Linked DNA regions of Homo sapiens: region 1 is linked to region 2. Evidence: chromatin contacts called from ENCODE Hi-C or POLR2A ChIA-PET data. All regions are on one chromosome and are shown on one strand. The core of a region is the stretch at or near the end of the contact, and the rest is flanking DNA. Distances in the headings are between cores, read along the strand shown.

The links. A loop is a pair of places that touch in the nucleus more often than their neighbours do. ChIA-PET counts read pairs that join two places held with the same protein, here RNA polymerase II (POLR2A). Pooled maps may share reads with other maps.
Region 1: a map with no recorded cell type shows a loop between it and region 2 (2.9-fold over the local background). The contact joins two enhancer-like sites. A Hi-C loop is called at or near these places in 4 of 37 single-sample maps with no recorded cell type and 6 of 50 pooled maps. POLR2A ChIA-PET finds 5 or more read pairs at or near these places in 3 of 52 experiments (K562, PC-9 and WTC11).

The regions. Positions count from the first base shown.
Region 1 is chr11:69,537,948-69,542,432 of GRCh38, forward strand. No RefSeq gene overlaps it. Among named protein-coding and RNA genes, the nearest start is that of LINC01488, 59 kb to the left of the region's middle. RefSeq lists enhancers at 725-1,385, 1,404-1,548 and a cis regulatory region at 1,471-1,474. Within about 2 kb of position 2,309, at least 15 of the 41 ENCODE cell types and tissues checked have a DNase peak (open chromatin) inside an H3K27ac peak, as active enhancers do.
Region 2 is chr11:69,105,325-69,109,753 of GRCh38, forward strand. No RefSeq gene overlaps it. Among named protein-coding and RNA genes, the nearest start is that of MIR3164, 24 kb to the left of the region's middle. Within about 2 kb of position 1,312, at least 8 of the 41 ENCODE cell types and tissues checked have a DNase peak (open chromatin) inside an H3K27ac peak, as active enhancers do.

The DNA.
Region 1 (4,485 bases), core at 1,059-3,558, 430 kb after region 2:
GACCCATCCCAACCAGAGGATGGCCATGTTGGGGGATGTGGCTCCAGAACCCCCAGTGCCCAGCCCCTACCAGTCTTCTTCCCGAGCTGATTTCCGAGGGCATAAATCTGCTTCCCTCCTGCCCCTCACTCCTCTAAAGAAAGGCCTCCTGCATCCCTGGATCCCCGATTTCATCTTTGAGGCCACCAAAAAGTCACTTCCTCCTTCCTTGGTCTAGATGGTCCTGACCCCAGCAGAGCAGGGACTCGGCAGGGCCACTGCTTAGGGAGCATTGAGAGCAAAGGGGCTGCTTTCAGCCGGTGGTTCTCAAAGTCAAGGCTTGATGAAGACACGTGCAGAAAGGAGATGGGCTGGAACTGGGGGGCCTCAACTCTGCAGCTGGGGAACCTGACCCAAGTTGACCAAAGCTGGGGGACGCAGGCAGAGTCTGGCTCTGGCACCTCCAGCTGAGCCACCACAGAGGGTCCTCAGCTGTAAAGCAGGGACCCAGGGACCAGCAGCCACAAGGCAGGGTTGCTGGGAGGGGCCATGAGCTGAGCAGCTCCGAGGCTACACCCCAACTGTGTCTGATTAAGTCCTTTCTGTTACTCTTTAGGACTCGCCCCCAACGCCAACCCTCCTGACCTTGTCCCAAGTCTCCCCTGGCTGGTTTCTCACATTGTCCTGGGTCTTGATCACTGACAGTTGACATAGCTGTCCCCCACCCCCAATCATCCTCCCCCAGGACAAGTGACATGTCATAGTCAATGCTGTCTCTCTCCGGCACCCACTCAGTGGAGCCACTCAGGGCCAGTTAATTCAAGGAAGGAAGGAAGGAAGGAAGGGAGGGAGGGAGGGAGGGACGGAGGGAGGAAGGAAGCAATGCCTCTGTTGGAAAGGTACCCAGGCTGCCTTTTCCTCCTGGAGATCAGGGCCTGCAGCAGGGCTGGAGTGGGCAGGAGGAAGCCCTGGCAGGACATGCCCAGCCCCTCTCATGTGGATGGCAGCCATCCAGCAAGAGAATGTGGGCAGAGGAGGTGGATTGGTCAGGGCTCTGCTTCAAGCCAGACTCCTGCCTGTGGGCCAGGCTAGGGGACTGAGGCCTTGGGTGAGGACCTGAGGCTCTGAGCTATGGTGGACCCAAAACCCAGACCTCTGCTTTCGCCAGTAAGCGGAATAGCATCAGGGATGATGGGCCCTGGCTCACAGGCCACCCGCTGCTGAGAACGTGGCGGGGGACCGAGCCAGGGGCTTCAGGCCAGCTGCAGTGAAAGGACGGGAGGGGCAGCCTCCGACTTGCCTGGTGCCAGCACCTGCAGCCCACAGTGCACCGAGCCTTCCCAACCAGGCCCCACCATCAGATCCAGCAGCAGGCCCCTGGATTCCCTGATTTCATCTTTGAGGCCTCCAAAAAGTCACTTTCTCTTTCCTGTCAGGCACCCACTCAACAAAGCCACTCACAGCCAGTTAGTCAGAAGGAAGGAAGGAAAGAGGGAAGGGAAGGGAAGGGAAGGGAAGGAAGAGGGAAGGGAAGGGAGAGGGAAAGAGATGGGAAGGAAAGGAGACTTCTCAGGCCCCAGAATTCTGGAAGGCTCCAAAAACCTGGTTAGACAGTGGCATGAGGAAGCAGCGTGCCCAAGAGTGAGGCAGCATTTGCCACAGCGGGATATAGAAGGGAGAGGTAAGACGGCGTGTGCCGGTGCCCACAGCCTCTCAGCCGCAGGGGACCGAGGGAGCTGTGGCTTCCCTTCATTGCCTACTTTTAGGTTTTGTAACCACGTGAATGCCTCATCCACTGAAAAAATTAAACTTACAAACTTGCCAGAATTTGCCCCTGAGGGCCCGAAGCCCCCCTGGGCGAGGACGCTGCAGCAGTGCATGTGAGTAAGACCCTGTATCTGCAGGGCCACCCCTCTACCACCCATCTCGGCACCCACACCCCCTCAGCACCCCAGGCTCCTCTGCAGAACTGAGGCCCCTCCCCTCCACGGAGGCACTTCCCTGTCTCAGAAGGGAGGAAGTCTCTGCTTGAGTGCCACCTGACTGGAATCTCACAGGAGGAATTGAAAATCAGCGTCACAGGCCCCACTCCTGGCCTCCACCCCAGCCTGGCTTAAAGCAGAAAATCAACACATAGAAGGAGATGGCTATTTTGAGTGCTGGGAGCCAGTTTCTCTCCCTTTTCTCCCTCGTCTTCCTCCCCCTTTCCAAGGGCCTGGCCCCTCCTGGGAAGGCAGGGAAAGGACAAAGACCCTGGGAGAGGGACGCGCCTGCCACTGCCCAGCCTGGGCGGCAGAATGACACAGGCGCTGGAACTCACCCTGGCATTGGCCTGGCAGGAAGGCCCAGCTGCCCGCTGGCCCGGCTCCTCCTGGGCAGCTCCGTGGGAATTCCCTGGGGGCAGAGCGCATTACAGGAAGCGGCCGCTGGGTGCAGGGCGGGCTTCTCTGGTTCCCATAGACCATCCCCTCCCCATGAACTGGAGCAGGCTTCCCGTGCAAGCCCATTTGGCCTGGAAGTAGGAAAAATACCGCTCCTATGGTTCTGTGTTCTGCTGGAGAAAAGTCTCCGGGGCCGGGCCCCACCCCGATCCCCGCTTCTTACCCACCCCACCTACCCTGGCCGTCCCTCCACTTTCTCCTTACTTCCCCCAACTCAACCACACTCCACAGGGTCATGGCTGCTTTCTCTGAGCTGACAATGCTGGTGCCACTGCACACAGGACCACCTTCTGCACCCCTAAAGGGACAATGGCCGGTTGCTGGGCTTGGTGATGGTTCAGGGTCTTGAAAACCTTTTCTCTGCCCGCCCCTGCCCCCACCAACCCACCACAGACTGAGACAGCAATCCCAGGGCCTCCGTGGGAGAGGAGAAGAGCGTCCCAGGACACCACCCACCAGAGCAGCTCAAGCCCCCAAGCCAATCCCTGCCCTGGTTCCACACCCCAGCCCCCACTGAAACCCCGGAGGCAAAGCGTCGCTCTAGCTCTTATTCTTAGCATCGAACTTGCTCCCACTACGGTGGGAATAAGGTACCTGGCGCCGGTGCATGTAACAATGGGCCGGGGGCTCAGGCGGCAGGTTCATTCTGAGAACCCTCCACCTCCTTAAGACATTTCTTGAGGACTTGGGTTTATGATGAGTGAGTCATGGAGCCACATAATTAGAGATAGGAAAGGCAGCTTTGCCAGGGCCTCGACTTGGACCAGAACGTTCTACTTTTAGATTCATGGAACAATCACATCTCACTGGACCTGAGACAAGTGAGGAAACTGAGCCCCAGAGAGGCAACCGGGACTCTCGGTGGAGTACATGGGGAGCAGGGACAAGATGAATGGGGGTCCCACATCTCCAGAGGTCTGGTGATCTGGCTAATACATGGCATCAGAAGTACCAACAGCTGTAGGAAGGGAGGCTGCATCTCCAGCCCCCCAGGAAGGCATGGGACCAGTCCAGTCTGAAGAAGGAGCTGGGGGCAACCCTGAGGGTCAGCTCAGGCCTCAGAGCAGAGGACAGCTGGGATCATGATTGGTTTTTTTCAATCTCAGCCTCAGAGCAATGCTCCAAGAACAGGAACCTAAAGGAAGCCAGGCTACGAGATCTGGCACTTGCATCTGCTCCTGGAAGCCAGCCTGGCCTCTGGAGGCCTGAGAACCTGGTGCCACTGTGAGGACCTCATGCCACTGTGAGGACCTGGTGCCAGTGTGAGGACCTGGTGCCACTGGGCTCTCGCTCTGGGCTTTTCCTTTCAGTTATCAGTCTGCAGTGGAGACTGGTTTCCACTGCCAGGGTGAGGATGTTTGGACACCATGAGAACCCTCTCGAAATTCCAGGGTTTTGAATTTCAAGCTGAGCTGGGTCCCGGTAGTATTCAGGTTCACAGGAAGTTGGCACAAATCAGCCTCCTGCTTATGATGGGCAGTGGGGAGGGGGTCAAGGAAAGCCTCTTAGGAGGTCACAATGACATCTCAGACACCAGCGAGTGCTTGTGACACATACTGCTGAATGAAGTCTGGGTGAATCAGAAACACGAGGCTGCATTTCCCTTGGAATACACTCGGGGTTAATAATTACATGAGAAATCACTTGGCAAATCCATGTGGGGTGTTGCTGAACCCAAAACATTCAAGAAGATGTTTGACTAATCCCATCCCTGGGCATGGCCCATTCTTTCCAAGAGGGCAGGGGATGGCTTTAAACAACTATGGGCCACATGCTTGCAACCCACAAGGCCTGGCTGCTTTCCAAGAGTGTTTCTCTGCCCTTGAACATCTAGGAATCGAGTTCACCTGGGGAGAGGGGATTTTTTTCCCAAGTGATTCTATGGGAATTGATTACCTGATTCTCTGGTTCTAAAACTTCAACAGCATCTACTGGGAAAATGAGGTGGGGGGAACACGGGGCGGGGGACGGGGGGAGGTGAGGTGGGCGATGGCTCCTGGGGGACTTGTTAAGAAATATTTTGGATGATTCAATGACTCTCCGGACTAGAAGCCTTTTGATTTTG
Region 2 (4,429 bases), core at 62-2,561:
CCCTGAGCAACAGTGCCACGTCCTTGGGGAGCTTCGGTTTGAAGGGGCCCCTCCATGGATCTTTTGTAACGTGAGCCATTGCCCCGTGGGTTGGGGTTTCCATGGATTGGTGGGGCACACCGCACCTGTGGTCAGCCCCCACCCCCATCTTTGAGTCTGGGTAAGACAACTCTGGCCTTGCCCGGCCCGGGGTGCCCCCACAGCTCATTCACCTGGCACAGAGAGGCAGTGAGCAAACCAAGAAAGGCACTTTTGATCTGGGGACGGCTGGCACGTTTGCCAAGAGCCCCCAGACAGCCCTGCCTGGCTCGAGCCCAAGACAGCTTCTCAAAGGGCAGTTCCTTTGAGAGAGACTGTTGGGAAACACCTTTGAAAAATGGCTTTGTGCAGCCGGCCTGGAGGGCTGTGGACCGAGCCCCAGGGCTCCTCCTTGGCCACCAGCCTGGGTCCCAGGACGCAGGGCCATATGGCAGGTTTAGAAATTAAGCCAGGCCCTGACATTCCTGTGTGCAGCTCCGGAGGCCCCCTCCCCGCCCCGTGCCTGCAGCCCACTCCCTACCTCTGCCAGCCCGGGGCTCAGCGCCTGCCCTGTGCTTGGGGTGGGGTGAGGAGCTGGGCTTCCACGCCAGCCGACTGGGAAGCTTCTCCAAGTGGTGAAACCCAAGGGAAAGCCGTGGAGTCTTTCCCCGCTGCCACCCGCCTTGGTTTAGTGATGCTCTGCTGGGCCACGTATCCTGCTCTCAGAGTTCAGAAGGGACTTAATCTATTTTTGTCCTGTTCAGCCAGGATGATTATCTTTAATAAGGCCATCTTGAACGTTTCCTTGTCAGCTCGTTTTAAGGAAATGTTTGCGCATTAAGCATTTTCCCACAGCGGTAAGACAATGTGCTGTCCCTTGCCAAAGATCACATTTGCCATCCTCGGCGTTCCTGCCTCTGGACGGTGAGCCTGGAGGCTGGCCAGCCCATTGCTGCCAGGGGCCCTCCATTGATCACTATCAGGATGTGATTGATTAATATCATGGAGGAGGAGGCCTGCGCTTGGCTGGCCCGGAGCTCCCTGCTGCCGAGGGGCTCTGTGGGCAGGGTCCATGACCACTGGCAGTGGGGAGGGGCAGCAGCGAGGTGGTGCATGGGCTCCGGCAGGTGGCCTGAGTGATGGGCTGAGCTTGGCCGTAGCCGTGTGAACCGGCCGCCCGGCCCTGCCCCCAGCTCTTTGAAGCACTTCCAGTTTGCCCAGCTGGGTACGTCCAGTGCAGCCCTTTACATTTCCAGTTTGTCCAGATCCACAAAGCAAAACCAAACTTTCCAGGTCCCCTGAGGCCTGCTGGCCCTGGCTCCCAGGCCCGGCTGCCCAGTGAGGCGCTGTGGGAAGGTGCCTCTGGGTGATTCTCTGAGCCCGTGGGCAGGGGACGGAGGGAGCTTGTCCCAGCCTCCTGTCCTTGGTGAACTGCTCCAGTGGGGACAGGCCTCCCTCCACCATCTTCCCACTCAGGGCTACCCAGAGGCCAGGCTCCCAGGGCCCAGCCCTCACCTGCTGAGTGACCAGGGCAGGGGACAGCATCTGTATCTGGCTGTGTGGGGGCCCAGCCACAGAAAGGCAGGTGGGACAGCAAATGGCAGAGTTTGGGGTTTTCAGAGGCCACAGCTTCTGGGGAGAGGAGGATCCCTGAGCATGAATGGTTGCAACAGGATGTGGGGAGGGAAGAGGAAGAACTGGTCCAGACAGAGAAGGAGTAAGGAGGGCCCAGGGCAGTGGGCAATGCTGTGTCTGCTCCATATCCAAGAGGTGGTGCTGGGGCTGATGCCTGCGGAGAGGTGGGCAGCCCAGGGACTGCCTGGCCTGCTTGAGAAGCTAATGGCTGGATGGGTAGGGCCATCCAGTGAGGGTATTTTCTAAATTGGAAAGTCCCTGATTTTTTGGGAGCTGGAGAACTTTAAAGTGGGAAGGGCCTGTGGAGAACTTAGCATCAGGTCCCCTGGTGTTGGGGAGGCTGAAACCTGGCATGGCAGGAGTGGCCCAGCCCGTGCTGCTGGGAGAGGACCAGTGGCTGCTGCACTAAGAGCTTACCTGGGGCAGGTCCACGGGTCTCTCACAGTGCAAACCCCATGGCCTGGAATGCAGTATTCATGCCAGAAACACTGAGAAAGGCTCTGCCATCCAGGGACTATGCTGTGAGGGTTTGCTGAGCACCAGGATTTTCTGAGCAGTGGGGTTTGCTAAGCACCTGGGTTTTGCTAAGCACCAGGGTTTGCTGAGCACTGGGGTTTGCTGAGCACCAGGGTTTGCTGAGCACCAGGATTTTCTAAGCAGTGGGGTTTGCTAAGCACCTGGGTTTTGCTGAGCACCAGGATTTTCTCAGCAGTGGGGTTTGCTAAGCACCTGGGTTTGCTGAGCACCAGGGTTTGCTGACTACCATACTGCCTTGGATGCCACAGTGAATGCAGGCACAGCCCCACCTGAATGTTGCTTCAGCCTCCTCTTATCCCAGCTCTGTGAGATGGGGCCCCCACACCCCAGGGTTGTCCAGAGTATCACACCTCAGGATTGTCCAGAGTATCACACCTGGTCACACCCTCCTCCTCATCTTGGGAGAAGCCTCTGTGACCCACCTGCTCATGCCCGTGTCCTGGGCTCGGTGTTGATGCTCCCACCCCACCCCATTGCAGTCATCAACAAAGTCCATTTGAACCTCCAAGCACATTTTTGGTCTGCCTCTCCTCATTCCCTCTCCCCTGTCCCAGCCCCGCCATCCAACACACCTGGAGGACTATAGTGGTCCCTGATGGTCCACCTGTTTCTCCACTGCTGACTTCTCTGCTCTGTCTTTGCACCCGCAGCAGCTATTGGATCATGTCCCTCCCCGTTGTGAAACTCAGCCATGGCCGTCCACAGCCCTCCACCCTGGTCCCCAGCCTGCGTGCACGAGCCCCTGCCCACTGTGAGCCTGCCACCCCTGCCATGTCACTGGCCAGCACTACACCTCCCAGCCTCAGGGCCTTTGTCCAGGATGTTTGGATTGGGCTGAATGATGACCCCCTTAACGTATGTCCAAATCCTAACCTAGAACCTGTGGGTGTGACCTTTTTGGAAAGAAGGGTCTTTGCAGGTGAAATTAAGGTAAGGGATGAGATCATCCTGGATTATCTGTGTGGGCTCAAAATCCAATGCCAGGTGTCTCATGAGAGAAGAGGTGAAGACACGGAGAGGAGGAGGAGGATGCACGAAGACAGAGGCAGAGACTGGAGTGATGTGGCCACAGTCAAGGAACACCTGGAGCCCCCAGGAGCTGGAAGTGTCAGGAAGGACCCTCCTCTAGCACTTTCAGAGGGAGGGCGGCCTTGCTGACACCTGGGTCTTGGGCTTCGGGTCCCCAGAACTGAGAAAATAAGTCTGTGTTGTTCTGAGCCACCCAGTTTGGGATGGTTTGTTACAGCAGCTGCAGGAGACTTGTACACATTTGTTCTGCCGACACGCTTTTCTCATTCTCACACGCCTTTCAGGTCTCAGACCCACTCCCTGGGGGAGGAGCTCCTTGGTGCCCATCCAAGCACCTGCCCCTGCCCCTTTGGGAGCCCCACCACAGTCTATGATCATGCATTTATTGATCACTTATTAACTTATTTATTGGCTAATTACACATTTGTTGACTATTGAAAATGCGAACTATGTCTGGTTTACCTTTGAATCCCAGCATCTGTGAAGAGCCGGCTCCTGCTATTATTATTGTTAATCAGTATTAGTATTAGCATTAAATGAATGAACAGGTACCTCCTCATTCATTCATTTATCCATTCAATTACCATTTATTGAATGCTGCTGGGTGCCAGGGGCTGGGGATATGGCTGTGAACAAGACAGACCCAAGTGCCTGCCTTGGTGGGCTCTTCTAGTCAGAGTGGCCAGGAGAAGCAGACCAAGTGTCTGGTGCATCAGGCAGTGGTGAGCTCCAGTGGAGATTTAGCCTGGGCCAGGGCAGGCCTGGCTGATGAAGGAACACACATCCAAGGAAAGGGAGGCAGGGATCCCAGTGGAGACCTCAGGACAGAGCAGCACATGCCAAGGCCCTGAGGTGGGGCATGCTGAGCTCCTCGAGGTTCCCTGAAGGGGCCTTGTGTGGAGCAGAGGAGCTCCTGGCGGTTTGAGTGGAGGAAGGATGAGATCCAATGTACTCTGTTAAGGCTCGCCCTGAGTCCTGATGGCTGGGATGTCCATGGCCTTTGAGCTGTGCAGTGGAGAAGTGAGAAGTGAGGATCTGCAGGGGTGGCTCCAGGCATTTTTGAGTCTGCAAGGGAGACAACTGATCACTTTAATCAGGCACTGCAAACTCTTTAGATCAAGAGCTGGGAGATGTGGCCATTTTCTTGCTCACTCTGAGGTGGGAGATAGCTGAGGTGTTGACCAAGATCAAGACAGGGCAGCACCACCGT